Regions from separate parts of the Homo sapiens genome. Here region 2 is linked to region 1. Evidence: read pairs that join two places in POLR2A ChIA-PET (ENCODE). Cell type or tissue: CD4-positive, alpha-beta T cell. All regions are shown on one strand.

Region 1 (8,000 bases):
ATGCTAAGCTATTTGTGCATGAGGTGCTTGTGAGATAGAGATCAAAGGATAACCAGCTGCTCTTCCCTGGTTGGTGAGTGGAGGTGCCCGAGAGGGCACTCTTTGGTGTTGACTTATTGCATCTCACCTTGTCCCTTCCTAAACTCAACTCTTGCCATTTCACTGTATCCCTCACACAGTCACACTTGAAAGGCCCTCCAAGCACCAGTGGCCTTTGTTCCTAGCACAGAAATCATCGCCCTAGACTGCTTACCTAGCATCTAAATAATCCCAATTCACATTTAGCTAAAATTTCACTATTACTAAATTTAGTTATATTTGCAATATAAATTTATTTTAGTTACAATAACGTAGAAGTAGTATAGTTACTATTATTATCTGTTTTAGTTTCCTGGAGCTACTATAGCCAAGTATCACAAACCAGGTGGCTTAAAAATGATAGAAATGTGGCCGGGCATGGTGGCTCCTGCCTGTAATCCCAGCACTTTGGGAGGCTAAGGTGGGTGGCTCACGAGGTCAGGAGTTCGAGACCAGCCTGGACAACACAGTGAAACCCCTTGTACCGTCTCTACTAAAACTACAAAAATTAGCTGGGCATGGTGGCGGGCGCCTGTAATCCCAGCTACTCGGGAGGCTGAGGCAGGAGAATCGCTTGAACCTGGGCAGTAGGGATTGAAAATTGCAGTGAGCCAAGATCGTGCCACTAGACTCCAGCCTGGGTGACAGAACTAGACTGTGTCAATAAATAAATAAATAAATAAATAAATAAATAAAATAGAAATGTATCCTCTCACAGTTCTGCTAGCCAGCAGTCTGAAATCAAGGTGTCAGGATTACTATGCTTCCTCTGAAGCCTCTGAGGAAGAATCTTTCATCCTGGTGGCTCCCACTAATCCTTGGTTTGTGGCCACATCACTCCAATATCTGCCTGTTTCCACATGGCATTCTTCCCTGTGTGTCTCTGCACCTCTTACCTTACAGAGAATCTGGAATCTGTATTCAAATCTCCCTGTCCTTTCTCTTATAAGGATGCTAGTCACAGATTTAGAGTCTACTGTAAGTCTAGTATCATTTATTTCAGGATCCTAAACTAATCACATCTGTAAAGACCATATTTCCAAATACGGTCACATTCGGAGGTTTTAGGTGGACGTGCGTATTGGGGGTGAAAGGGGTGAGACCATATTCAACCCAATACATTATTCCTATTTGACAAATGAGGGGATTGAGATGTTAAATTCCAGCTTTTAACACTTCTCACGTGTCTTTCCTGGTTCAAGGAGTCACCCGTAATTTATACCATCTGTTGAGTGCCCACTACAGGACAGGCATTTGCAATTCATTATCTCTAGGCCTCACCATGCTCAGAGAGACAGGCATCATTCTCTCAATATTAAGGAAAAAGAAACTGAAGCTCAGTAAGGTTGACAGATTTTTCCAACAAAGAATTACCCAGTGACAGCACAGAGCTCATTCTGGCTGGCTCTGACACCTACCCCCTTTCCATTAAACCACACAACTTCTACCAAATCCTGCTTCTGTTCCCTTCACAATGTCTGGAACATCAGCCCTTCCTTCTGTCTCCTCAAGGTCAAAACATTAAATATTTTCATTTCAAATCTTCTGAGGCACTGTGGGAAGGATGCAGGCTCAGGGGCATGGGTGTTATGGTGGAAACACCCTCTTTCCTGAGCCCGAGCCTTAACAGGCATGCAAGTGGGTAAATGGACAGAAGGGGACCTCAAAGGGAAAGGGGAAATACAAATTGCTGCTAAGAGTATATGGCAGAGCCATTCAGCCTCGCCTGCAGATTCGGAGTCGCCTGGGGACCTTCTAAAAGTACTTTTGCCCAGATGTCTCCTCCAGAGCTTCTGAATTGGTCTGGGCTGCAGATTGGGCATTGGGAATCTTAAAAGCACTTCCAGGTCATTCCCATGTGCAGCCAAGGTTGAAGGCTGCCTGGATCCCTGACGTATGGGAATTCTTGTCCATTTTCCTTGCCTATGGCAGCAGCTGAGGTCTTCAGGTTGTTTTGAACATCATCTGAGAGAGCCACTGCCTTTGTTCCAAGCTTCCTTGCAAAGCCACTGCCCAGCCATGCAAGTGCTCAGCACATTTTATGGCATGACCAACTGCCTGGTCCCTTTGGGTGCAATAGCAGAGGTGACTTTGGGGTGGAGTGTGGAGCCAGGCTCTGGGAACGGCTCAGATGCCCCTGCAAAGCTTTCTGGTGGAGCTGTCTCCTGTCTCCCTGGGACCTCAGTGCACTTCCTTAGCAAGAGCCCAGACTACTGGAGCCAGGGAGGCACCTTGTGGGAATTGTGCCAACAAATGACCTTTGGACTTGAACTGTGGCCTGGCTCTCTCCTGGGTCTCCAGCCTGCTGGCCTGCCCTGATAATTTGGGACTTGCCAGCCTCCATCATCACGGGAACCAAGCCCTTAAAATAAATCTCTTTCTAGGTACATACACATCCCATTGATCCAGCTTCTCTGGAGATCCCTGACTGCTACACTCTTCCTTGGCTCCCCTGGCCTCACCTCCTTTCTCTGGATCCTCCCACCCTCCACTCTCTGCGTCGTTTGCCTGCAGTGTCTGTGACTCATAGGCCTATAATAATCCTTCCGCTTCTGCTTGCCAAACTCTCCTCTTTTCATTCAAGAGTCTCCCCAAATCCCACATCATCCCATCAAGGAAACAACAGTCTCTCCTCCCTAGGATGAAGCCATTCATGGAGCAGATTTCAGAAAGAAAACTCTGTCTGTATGAGTGTTTCTTTGAAAATTCATGTTGGAGACTATTCCACGCATGACAGTGAGGGGACTTGGTGTTCCACAGGCTCTGTCTCAGAGGCCAGGCTACAGGGCTCCCCGTCTGCTCTGCACAGGTCTGCATTTGGCACATGGTCTCATATGGCTAGTGGTGCCTACCAGATGGTGGTCTGGGGCGTGGCCTCCTGAACAAGCTACTGAAGGCCACTGTCCTGCATGGCTACAGATTTCACAACCAACCCTATGCCACCAGCCTGTTCATATGACATTGCTTAAGGCAAGGAGCAGTCAGGGAAAATCCCTGAGCATGCGTTCTCTCAGCTGTGGGCCACCATGTCTTCCTCCTGTGAAGGATGAAGGGTTGAGGAGGCACTATCCTTCCCTTCCTACCACACATGTAGAGGGGCCCCTGTCGTGTTACTGCAACCACCATTAAGCCACATTCTCAGTGGACATTGCACAGCCATCGGACATGCTGCCTCAAAGCTCCACCTACAAGCTATGGCCCCAGAGACCCCTGAATGCCATAGACAGCTGGTGGTATCCCAGGGACAAAGAAAGCCCAAAGTATATGTTCACATCGCGGGGATACTAAAGCGTCAGAGTGAAAGAACATAAGCTTTACAGATACTCTAAATTCGGTTAGTCCCATTTCCACAGCATTTGCCATCTTGGGTGACTCATTCAACCTTTCAGAGCTAGGTTTCCTCATATATAGAGGAGGAACGCAATACCTGCTTTGTGTTAGTGCTACTGAGAAGAAGGATGATGATGTTGATAATAATAATAGGCTGAGGACATTCTGCCCAGTGTTAGCATCCAATAAATACCCGTTTCTTTCTCTGTTCTCTTAACTAAAAGCCTCTACTAATCCAGTGGAGGCTACTTATGGGTCATAATTTGAACACCTGGGAGAGGTAGTGTGAAATCATAGTATAGAGGAGCTGATGGCAGCACTACGATGCAGACGGCATTCACGGAAGGGGAGTTGATGACAGGACTAGGATGCAGAAGGCGTTCATGCAAGGGGAGCTGATGGCAGCACTAGGATGCAGATGGCGTTCATGGAAGGGGACCTGATGGCAGGACTAGGATGCAGAAGGCGTTCATGGAAGGGAAGCTCCCTTACTGTCCGCATGGCTTCACAGCATCAACAAGAGGGTCCCAAATCACATGTTCCAGCACCCATTCCCCAACTTGAAGTCCCAACACAATAAAAATAAAGGAAGGCAATGAAATATTGTAAATGCCATGGAGTCTAGAAATCCTAGATTTTAGAACCCTCTAAGTCTATGCAAAGCATTAACATTTCAACACATAACCCAATTTCAGGAGGCTTACACAAAGGAAAAGCAGTCCATTGCAGCGCCCTCCTTCTTCCCACTGGTGTATAGGAATGCCTCCTAAGCAGTCGTGGCCTTACAGAGCCCTAGAGACAAATTCATTTTGCTTTTTTGTTTTATTATTGTTATTATTATTATTATTATTATTATTATTATTATTATTATTTGAGATGGACTATTGCTCTGTCACCCTGGCTGGAGTGCAGTGGCGTGATCTCGGCTCACTGCAATCTCTACCTCCTGGGTTCAAGCAATTCTCATGCCTCAGCCTCCCGAGTAGCTGGGATTAAAGGCACTCGCCACCACACCTGGCTAATTTTTGTATTTTTAATAGAAACGGGATTTCGCCATGTTGGCCAGGCTGGTTTCAAACTCCTGACCTCAGGTGATCCACCCTCCTCGGCCTCCCAAATTGTTGGAATTATAGGCGTAAGCCTCAGCGCCTGGCCTCATTTTGCAATTAACAAAATACAAGGAGGCCCTCCTTGATATTTGGAGATAGAGTATTTCAAGCACATTTGATGAATTTCTATCTTCTTATGTTGTGATAAGAAGGCTTGGCAGGATGTTTTTACAATTGTAGTATACATTTCATGGGGAGGAAAGGAAATACCTATATATGTGTGTATTTTATATATACAAAATATAAAATGAAAAAATGCAGTTGAACATATATATATATATATATATATATATATATATATTCTCTTCTGGTTTTCAACTGCATGTTTACATTATCTCATGTTTGGGTCTAGGCCTGTTATTAAATGGGAAGATGAGAGCCCTCTGGTGGCTAAATGGACTCTTCTTTTTTTTAAGAGATAGTAAAACTAATTATCTTGTGTTTTGAAAATTCTATACCTTGTTCCAGTTAGCAATTTGCTGCATAAACTTCATCTTTTCTCCACTTTTCTCCACTGTTCTTCATCTTTTCTCCTCACCCTTGAGTAAAGACATAATGAGATATTACATTTTCAACCTCTTTGATGCTCACACTTTGCATTTAGGCAAATAGTTAATCCACCTTCTGAAAAGATAAAACAGTGTTTTAGAAATTTGATTTTCAGACACTCATCTAACAAATATTTATGGGGCATCTATAACAAGTAAGACACCATTCTAAGTACTGTAAGAGCTATAAGAAAATTTATAATATAACATCTAGTTGCAAGAAGCTTATAGTAGAGTATAAAAAAGAACAGCCTTGACTTTTTAAAAATGTATTTTTTTCTATAAACTTTAATCATTTTATCAAATACATAAGTTTTCTTATCAGAGGTATTCTCCTAGGTTCCCTATCTTCCATCTACTCGGGTGCCTGTAGCAAGAAGTGGATCATCAAGTTGAACTCTTCCTTCTCCCACTGTCCAATCCAATGATTCATCATGTCCTGCCAGCTCTACTTCTCTTTATTTCTATTGATGCCAACTTAGATCAGGGCACCTAAATTTCAGGTCATTACTATATCCTTTTATTTATTTTATTTTATTTTATTTTTATTTTTATTTTTTATTTTTTATTGAGACAGGGTCTCTCTCTATCACCCAGACTGGAATGCAGTGGCACAATCACAGCTCACTGCAGCCTCGACCTCCTGGGCTCAAACAATCCTCTCGCCTCAGCCTCCTCAGTAGCTGGGACTACAGGGATGTGCCACCATAAGAGGCTAATTTTTAAATTTTTTGTAGAGACAGGGTACTCCCTACGTTGCCCAGGCTTATGGTATGCTTTTTAGAAATGTATTTTTAAGTTATTTTTGAGTGGTTGATACATGTACATAGTATAGAATTCAACATATACAATAACAAATGCATAACAGGTAAGTCTCCCTCACACTCCTACACCGTACACACCTGGTTCCCTTCTACAAAACAGCTACAAGTATCAACCCTTTGGATATACTTGTAGAGATATTCGGTTCACATGCAAGCATGTATGTATTTTTCTCACAAATGATGACACGCAGTTCAGTGCCTTGCTTTTACATCTTTCAGTACCTGTTGGAGAAAATCCTAAATCAGTGTAAAGAGGGCTGCTTCATTCTTTTTCAAGAGATGCATAGAATTCTATTATATGTATGTATATTACCATAATTTATTTAATCAATTCTCTATTGATAGAAATTCAGATGGTTTCCAATCTTTTACTATTACAAGTCAATGCTGCAATAAATATCTTCTTGCAGACATCATTTTTGCACGTGTGCCAGAATATACTTAGAATAAATTCCTAGAAGTGAAATTATTGGATCAAAGGATATGTATATTTTTACTTTTGATAGTTATTGCCAAATTATTCTTCATAGAGGTTTTACCAAAGTCTACGCTCGCTGACAAAATATGAGGCTCTGTTTCCCCAAATTCTCAACTATACCGTGAGTTAGAACTTTGTGTTTTATCTTTACCAATCTTATGGGTAGAAATGGTGCCCCAATACAGTTTTAAGTTACATTATTCTTAATTTGAGCGAGGTCAAGCATCTTTTGATGTTTATGATGTATTTTAACATAAAGATACACCTTTGTCCTTATCTTTACTATACATGGATTTAGTTATACGTGTCTCCTTATATCTCTTGTTCATTTTTCTGCTTGGGGTTTGTTTTTTGCTTGTCTTATTGAACTGTAGGAGTTTGTGGCAGGCAGCTTCCAAGATGGCCCCAGATGACTCCATCTCCTGATATCCACACCCTGACACACTCCCCCTCCCACATCGTACCACAGTTGCTCTGTGTGACCAATAAAATATGGCAGAAGAGATGGTATGCCATTCCCAAGATTAGCGCATAAAAGATAATCAGCTTCTGTCTTGGTGGCTCTCTCAATCTCACTTGCTCTGGGGGACACCAGTAGCCAGGTCTTGAGCAGCCCTGGATAAAGAAGACCACGTGGTGAGAAGCAGAGGCTCTTTTGAGAGTTTCATGAATGACCTTAGCCAGGGTCCTTCAGCCTCGGGTAAGCCTTAGAAAGACCCAGCCCTGACTGATGTCTCCACTGCAACATCCTGAGAGACCCTGAGCTGGAATCACTCAGTTAATATGCTCCCAGATTCCTGACCCACAGGAATTTTGAGATTATAAGTATTTGTTGCCCTAGGATATTAAGTTTTAAGGCAATATTTAAGACTTGATAAAATAGTGTAAGTTGATAATATAGAGTTGATAATGATATAGTTTGATAATAATATAGAGTTTTTGATATATTAAGAAAGCTAAGTCAAGTGCAATGATGAGTGCCTGTAGTCCTATCTACTTGGGAGGCTGAGGCAGGAGGATCACTTGAGCCCAGGAGGTCAAGTGCAGCCTGGGCAACAGAGTGAGACTTCATCTCTAAGAATGAATGAATTAAATAAATAAAATGGTAAACTTTTTAAAAAGAAAGAAAATCGGTCTCTTTCTCCTGAGCTTGAGTTTCTTGATTAGAATTTTAAATGCTTTTTCTTGCTTGTTGAATGTCTATTAGTCCTCTTTGTGATTTATTTTCTTTCTTTTTTTTCTTTATTTTCTTTTTTGCCATGCAGATTTTTTTAAAAAAATTTACATACTGAAACTTATCAACTTGGGGGATTACTTTTATACTTAGAAATGATGAAAGACCATACAAATTCCAAATTTTATTTTCTTCCATTTCTAATAATAAAGAGCTAGGCCACTTTGGTCAACTCTCCTGCTAAAATCAACTAAAAATAATGAATACAATAATTTTCTAGTATCCTTTAAAGCATCAAGAAACTGACAAGACAATAATGAATTACCAGACCAAGATCTAAGAGATTCCAGGAACCCAGAAGAGAAACTGTATTAGTCCGTTTTCACATGGTTGATAAAGACATACCCGAGACTGGGAAGAAAAAAAGGTTTAATAGACTCTGAGTCCCACGTGGCTGGG
Region 2 (8,000 bases), 320 kb before region 1:
TAAAGCCTCATGATCAAAAAGAGCTTCTTTCTCAAAGAATGACTTGAGCACTGAGAAGAAAGGTCTCTCTTTGGTTATAAGTTTTTGTGCTATAGTGAACAATGGTTAACAGTATAACAGCATCACCTGTAATGAGCATAGTATTAATATGCAGAAGAGTACTGCAAAAATGTTTTTAAAGAGTTAAATATGTACATGAAAAAGTAAAGCACTTAATTTATTCATAAAATATTTTTCTGCATAATACAAGAATCAACTTTAGCCCAGACTTGCTCAAATTATCACCATTTTAAATGTGAAGCTTAAAAATGTTTTTCTATGATAGGAGATTTTACACAAATTATGTATTTTTCCGTTCTATGGTAAGATAAGATTGTACCTCATCAGAACATATTTTGTACAAAAATGTTCTAAAATAAAATCATTACTCTGGTTAATCATATTACTACATTTTGTATTTGCTTTTAAAAAGAAGCATTTGGCTAACGTTAATAAGCATTCAGAAAGCATCAAATAAGCTCTCAACATGAGCCGAAAAATAATTATCTGCAAAAAAAAAGGAGGCTTGCTATGTTAACTCCATTTTCATATTTTTATCCTCCTCAAACTAAGCACTGTCAGCTATCTACATGATCGCTCCTAGTAACTTTTTCACCCATATTAACAAAAACTATTTTTTAAATTATTACTTATTTCCTTTCTAGCTACAATATAGAGAATTTCTTTTGTTTTTGTTTTTGAAATAAGCCATGGGGTTGTTTCCACTACAAGATTTTTGATTTCTCAAATCTTAAGGCTGTCAGCATGGAACTGCTGACCTAACATTCAAATGTGAAAAACGATGCTTAAACAGCTGGAATTCCATCTGAAAATCATCAAAATTAAACCTACTCCACTTATCAGCTCAACAAGATAATCCCTACATAACAAGTAAACGTAAGATTTTATTCCTGGTAGTAGACTTTGTAAAATAACCACTGGAGTAGGCCCACAATTGATAGCAAATGAAAACATTCATCTTAATCAGATTAATTCTGAAACCCCGGCTGGGCTTCTCTTGTGTCACACAGAAGCGGAGGAGGGGACAGAGAGATGGCTGCCATCTTGGAACCTAAGGAGAGCACTTCACTTCAATCCCGCGTGATCTGTGACACCGACATTTTTTAAAAGAGTTCAACAATAAAACAGAAGCCCTCAGAATCTGTTTCTTGAGAACTAAGTGAAGACAAATATTCTGTTTAACCTCATCTAACACTGTCAAAAAACGAGGCAAGGCTTAAATGAATTTAAGTGGAAAAATGGAGGGAGCAGCACATTGGTAAGAATATTCCCAAATTATTTTCTGCACTGACCTCTCTCCCCCAGATCCCAACCTTTGAATAGTCAGAACAAGAATGGGACATGTCAGTAATCAACATTGAGCACATGAGAAGCCTAAAATGCATTTACAGATTTTATGTAGATATTCCTGTTTCCTGTGTTTATAAAGCATATGGAACCAAGGAGTCTGACATAAACCAGTTTTTTACAGAAAGTAGTAGCTCTCTGGATTGAGCGTGTACCCTGTGTCAGGCACTGTGGCAAATGCTTACATTTGCCATATCATCTCATCTTCACACATCATCTCCATTTTACACACAAGGAAACCAACCACATAGCAAGTCAGTGACTGCATGAGGCCAAACTCTTTGTCTTTATAGTAATTAAATGTACCAAATGGATAAGCTATAAAAATCCTGTATATGGGCCAGGCACGGTGGCTCATGCCTGTAATCCCAGCACTTTGGGAGGCCGAGGCGGGTGGATCACGAGGTCAGGAGTTCAAGACCAGCCTGGCCAAAATGGTGAAATCCCATCTCTACTAAAAATACAAAAAATTAGCTGGGTGCGGTGGCAGGAGCCTGTAGTCCCAGCTACTCAGGAGGCTGAGGAAGGAAAATCATTTGAACCTGGAGAGTGGAGGTTGCAGTGAGCCAAGATCGTGCCACTGCACTCCAGCCTGGGTGACAGAGTGAAACTCCGTCTCAAAAAAAAAAAATCCTGTATGTGAAGTAAAATTTCATATAAAACAAAAGTTAACAATAACCACCTGGTTTATCTGTTCAGGCAATTAAAATTATCACAAGTTTTTAATCAGAAGCTACCAAATATTGGAAGAAGCATTTCCTACTCGAGGTTCAAAAATGTAAACAAATTCCCTGAGTATAAATCATCTCAACCCTCTAGTTTGCTAAAAAGTTGACACAACCAGGCCAGGTGAAGTGGCTCATGCCTGTAATCCCAGCACTTTGGGAGACCAAGGCGGGTGGATCACTTGAGGTTAGGAGTTCAAGACCAGCCTGGCCAACATGGTGAAACCCAGTCTCTACTAAAAATACAAAATTAGCCGGGGGTGGTAGCACAGGCCTGTAATCCCAGCTACTCCGGAGGCTGAGGCAGGAGAATTGCTTGAACCCTAGAGGCGGAGGTTGCAGTGAGCCAAGACAGCACTACTGCACTCCAGCCTGGACAACAAGAGTGAAACTCCGTCTCAAAAACAAAAAGTTAACACAACCAAATATTCTTCTGTTGCACACAGATGACCAAAATGGTCTCTTCTAACATATTATAATCCCGCTAAGATAAGAGACCTGGAGAAGAATGATCATGATGTAATATTGTAAGTACAAGAAGGCACATGTGGACACAAGCAAAGGAGACCCAGGGCATGTCTGTGGAGGGGAGGAGGATATCTGACAAGAGAACAGAAAATGGGGGAAAAAACTCAGAGGTGAAATCTTTAGCAGAGACATCTCCCATACAGAGTAAGAAAACAGTAGAAATGGAAAAGGAGAAGAAGTAACTTCCAGAAAGACAACCAAGCACAGAAATACCGGATGTGCATGCTGAGCTCCTGAAATGGCAAATGGCTATGCACAAGATGCCGTGGAGAACAAGAAGGCCAACCGTGGAAAGCGACCCCATGTGTCAATCAAGGCCATGATCTGATCACATTCCTCAGTGCTACTTCTCACATTTTAAGGAGTCTGGGCCGGGTGCGGTGGCTCACGCCTGTAATCCCAGCACTTTGAGGCGGTTGGATCACCTGAGGTTAGAAGTTTTGAGACCAGCCTGGCCAACGTGGTGAAAACCTGTCTCTACTAAAAATACAAAAAAATTAGCTGTGCGTGGTGGCAGGCGCCTATAGTCCCAGCTACTTGGGAGGCTGAGGCAGGAGAATGGCTTGAACCTGGGAGGTGGAGCTTGCAGTGAGCCAAGATCACACCGCTGCACTCCAGCCTGGGTGACAGAGTGAGACTCCGTCTCAAAAAAAAAAAAAAAAAAGAAAGAAAGAAAGAAATCTGGTTCTCAGACAGGAAAAGAGTTCTCATTTTTTGCAGAGTGTTCGGAGCCAAATGAACTCAACCAATAAAAATGAAAAACAGCTACACCAAATTTTCAAAACATGTTTTGCAAAAGGTTAATACTTAGTATTTTCCACACTGACTTCCAATCTTAAAGGAAATGAAGCTCTGAAACCCTAGGCCCAAATACAACTAAAGTAAGTAACACCTCTTTTCCTTTTTTTCAAAGCTTTGAAACACATTCACAAGAATGAGTGGCAAAACACGAATAGAGCCCTTTATCACAACGGAAGAGGCATGGAACCCCCTGCAAGTCACCAACTCCTCCATTCCATGTTACTCAAGGGTCCAAGCGAAGGCCTGAGAAGGTGGTGGAGATAACCCCTCCACAGAGCAGCGATGAGTAAGGAATGATGGCTGGGAGACACAGCGCTGCCCTGCTGTCAACTCACCAAGACCATGCGGAAGAGCCACCCCGTGCAGTCCAGTGACCCTTCTCCACGGAACCCAGGACAACATGCTAAGCCTTTCTTCTGAACACCAAGTGCTGCTCTCATGCTCTTCCAAAATTCTTCAACCTCACAAAGGATAGGTCGGTGTCAAAACGGCACCCACCACGTTTCCTGCAGATGGGAAACAGGCATGGAGAACTGATTCTATCTGGTTTAACGCTGGGCCAAGGGTGAAGAGACTGAATTCAACAAAACCACAGTCCTACACAGTATACAGATCACCCATCAAGTCGGACACTGTCTCACTTATGTCCCCAATTTGTTTCCTGCCCTTAACCTAACAATTCTTCTTATACCTTTTCTAGTAAACAACCTCTAAGAGCAAAGAAGTAGATACTCCATCTCCTTATAAAAGCAGTCTATGCAGGCTTAATTTTCAAATCCATGCAAACTTTCTATACTCTTCCATGATAGATTCCGGTATTGCACATTTTTATGCTTGCCTAATACTTTAATATGTGTATACGTGTGCACACACAGACAAGTATACGTATTTTTCCCCAAGTAAAATTCACATTCCTGAAAGATACATGTTACCCTGTGGCTTTGCACATCCGTAGGGATATATCTGTCCCAGCAGGAGAACCAAGAATAAATCAAAGAAAGATTACATTCTAAGAGGTGAAACTACCATGGAAGCATAAGAAAAATATAATTTGAGAAAGTATCAGGTATCTGCCTTTTAATACGGACTTGATTACCAAGCACAAGACAAACATTTCAGACTATTTCCCCCAGGAAGCCTAAAAAGAGGCGATGGGTTTCCTGAAAGCTCCTGAGCTGACGGCAGAAACAGTAGGGGCAAACTGGGCTGTGACTCCTCTTCTGGTCTCCCAATTTCCTCTCCCCGCATTTCTTATCTCATCGCATTAGAGATGTCTTCTAGTAAAGCAAAGCAGTGGATCACAGGTAGGGCACAACAAACCTGATATTCCAAACTGTCACAATGAGATATTAAAGATACGCTCAAAAATTAATCTCAGGAGCTGATGGTTACCTGCTTACTCTAACCCCCACATCCTTCCCAGGGCTCGAGTCCTTACAGACATTGTGAGGAGCGCGGAAGTTTCTAGGTGTCACCGCCGAGCACCAACCCCTCTGTCCCTTTGCTTACTCAGGGTTTCCCATGGGGACCTAGAGCTTCACTCCCGTCCCCCGCTGCTGAGTGAGCTACACTGGCTCAGAAGCCGCCGCTTCCCTGAAGTCTTCCCCTTCCCCATCAGAAGTCCCACTGAGGTGGCTTTAGTGTGCTTACTAGAGCTAATCTATTCCAATCTTTTCTTTAGTGGCTGTGAGTTCTTAACTACCTTAGTCAAACAACTTCCTAAACGCTCACAGACAAGTCAGACACAATTTATTCCAAGTTCTCTTTGAAAACTTTAAAAATATCTTAAAGAAGCAAGTTTTCTTATTAAAACTTTTAACTCTACATATGAAATGTAGGCTTAAATCTGAGGGCCTTTCCTGATCTGATTCCTCCTGATTCTCCTGCTCCAGTATCCTGCCTCTCTGTCTCCTTCTCATCCCTCCTGAAGAGAACTTCTTATGCTCTAGAAGTAGAGAACCATTTAAAGTTGCTCAGAGTCCCCAAGTTATTTCACAACCTGCTACCCCAGGATGAAATGCACTCACTTTGCCTTGTCAGCTTCGCAGATAACTTCCCAGCCTTAAGAACCAAATCCAGGTGTTAACTTTCCTTCCCTAAATCATCATTCTGCTTCACCCCAAACTGCGCCCCCTACAATGGGGACAAAATAATGACTCCCTATCTCTGTGGAATCTCCATACTATTCATTTCTCACCATAGTACATAGTTACATGTTTACCTATCAGCTCTTCAACTCCATTCTTCTTTCGAGACCTGTGTTTTATCATTTTATCCCTATCATAAGAACATGAAGTACATGAAGGTAGTAATGAGAGGTGACACCGTGCTGTCAGCCCTCACTCGCTCTCGGCGCCTCCTCCGCCTTGGTGCCCACTCTGGCCGCGCTTGAGGAGCCCTTCAGCCCGCCGCTGCACTGTGGGATCCCCTTCCTGGGATGGCCCAGGCCAGAGCCGGCTCCCTCAGCTTGCAGGGAGGTGTGGAGGAAGAAGCGCGGGCAGGAACGGGGGCCGCGCGTGGCGCTTGTAGGCCAGCTAGAGTTCCCAGTTGGCGTGGGCTTGGCAGGCCCCGGGCAGTGAGGGGCTTAGCACCCAAGCCAGCAGCCGCGAAGGGTGCGCCAGGTCCCCCAGCAGTGCCGGCCCACTGGTGCTGCGCTCGATTTCTCGCCGGGCTTTAGCTGCTTCCCCGTGGGGCAGGGCTCAGGACCTGCAGCCCGCCATGCCTAAGCACCCCCCACGCCATGGGCTCCTGCACGGCCCCAGCCTCCCCGATGAGCGCTGCCCCCTGTTCCTAGGCGCCCAGTCCCATCGACCACCCAAGGGCTGAGTAGTGCAGGCACAAGGCGCAGGCAGCTCCACCTGTGGCCCCAGTGCGGGATCCACTGGGTGAAGCCAGCTGGGCTCCTGAGTCTAGTGGGGACCTGGAGAAACTTTATGTCTAGCTAAGGGATTGTGAATACACCAATCAGCACTCTTTATCTAGCTCAAGGTTTTTAAATACACCAATCAGCACTCTGTATCTAGCTAATCTAGTGGGGACCTGGAGAACTTTTGTGTCTAGCTCAGGGATTGTAAACACACCAATCAGCACCCTGTCAAAATGGACCAATCAGCTCTCTGTAAAACAGACCAATCGGCTCTCTGTAAAACGGACCAATCAGCAGGATGTGGGTGGGGCCAGACGGGAGAATAAAAGCAGGCTGCCGGAGGCAGCAGTTGCAACTGCTTGGGTCCCCTTGCAGACTGTGGAAGCTTTGTTGTTGTGCTCTTTGCAATAAATCTTGCTACTGCTTGCTCTTTGAGTCTGTACTGCCTTTATGAGCTATAAAACTCACCGCAAAGGTGTGCAGCTTCACTCCTGAACCAGCGAGACCACGAACCTACCAGAAGAAAGAAACTCCAAACACATCTGAACATCAGAAGGAACAACCTGTGGACACGCTACCTTTAAGAGCTATAACACTCACGGCGAGGGCCTGTGGCTTCATTCTTGAAGTCAGTGAGACCAAGAACCCACCAATTCCAGACACAGTAACAAACATGTGCTGAGTTGAACATTTATTTGATACAGAAAGGAAAAGAGCCTATGGCCTGTAAATCTGTGTTTCTCAGGATAGTCATTTTATCTAGAATGTTATGAACATATATTTTAAATATGAAAAATGTTTAATACTTATGGCCTAATAAATAACACCTTCAGATCAATCATGCACTCGTTCCTTCAACAAATATTTGGGCTGCCATTAGCTGCCAGGAACTGTGCTGGGCTAGGGCTGCTGCTCATCTGTATGCTGCACTTGTGCAAACTAGAACAGGGTGCCCTCCCTGGACAGATAAAGCAGGGCCCATGTCTCCAAATGCCCACCTCAGCTGGTACCCTTGGGTCTGGAGGCTTTTCCTACAGTAACAAATGAGAGTGAGTCTCTAGGGAGTTCAGATTCTAGTGAGGGGGACGGGCAAACACATTCAATTTTCAACGTTTTCTATATGACTATAAAAAATCAGATTTCCACACACCACACTTGTTCTCATGTAAATCTCCACCTCATTGAACACTGGTTACTACAATCATCAATTTGAACTTAGGCTGAGGCATCCACCTGAGGCAACAGAGATTTCTAGACAGGAAACAAGCACTATTTCCAGATTCACGGAGGCCATAAAATTGACTGCATTTTCAAAGATCACCTTATGGTGACTAGCCAAATTGATTTTACCAAAAAACATTTCAAATTAATTTATTTGATTTTTAAGTCACTTCTCCCCTACATACGCTTCAGAATTTTTTTTCTGTAATGGTAAATATTTCATAAAACACCATAGTCAGTTTGGAATTATTTGCTTTAATAGTTCTTGTTTTTAGCACTACTACATTCTTATCTCCTGAAGTTTAATATAAAAGATAATTGCTATTCACCATTGATATAACACGAGAACAATACAAATCTTTTTAAACAATAAGCTAGAATACACTTACTTTTCTACTATTAAAAGTATTCGCGGTTGATGGAAAACACACACTTTTCTGTCTTTGCATGAA

What was found. ChIA-PET counts read pairs that join two places held together with the same protein. Peaks named below come from ENCODE experiments on the same cell type or tissue, not always from the same donor. Only the 100,000 strongest peaks of a DNase experiment are listed, where the experiment ranks them.
Region 2: POLR2A ChIA-PET joins it to region 1 with 10 read pairs; 7 of 35 experiments call an interaction of 5 or more read pairs at or near these places.

Annotation. Positions count from the first base shown.
Region 1 is chr6:11,697,239-11,705,238 of GRCh38, reverse strand. LOC340184 (a long non-coding RNA gene) reads right to left here. Exons shown (of 3, transcript XR_001743973.2): 2 at 4,976-5,056. Among named protein-coding and RNA genes, the nearest start is that of ADTRP, 78 kb to the left of the region's middle. In CD4-positive, alpha-beta T cell, CTCF peaks have their summits at 4,762 and 4,977; DNase peaks (open chromatin) are centred at 3,008 and 4,898.
Region 2 is chr6:12,016,215-12,024,214 of GRCh38, reverse strand. All of the region lies in intron 2 of HIVEP1 (HIVEP zinc finger 1), which reads right to left. Among named protein-coding and RNA genes, the nearest start is that of HIVEP1, 7.9 kb to the right of the region's middle. In CD4-positive, alpha-beta T cell, no CTCF peak of the experiment used is centred here; a DNase peak (open chromatin) is centred at 6,730.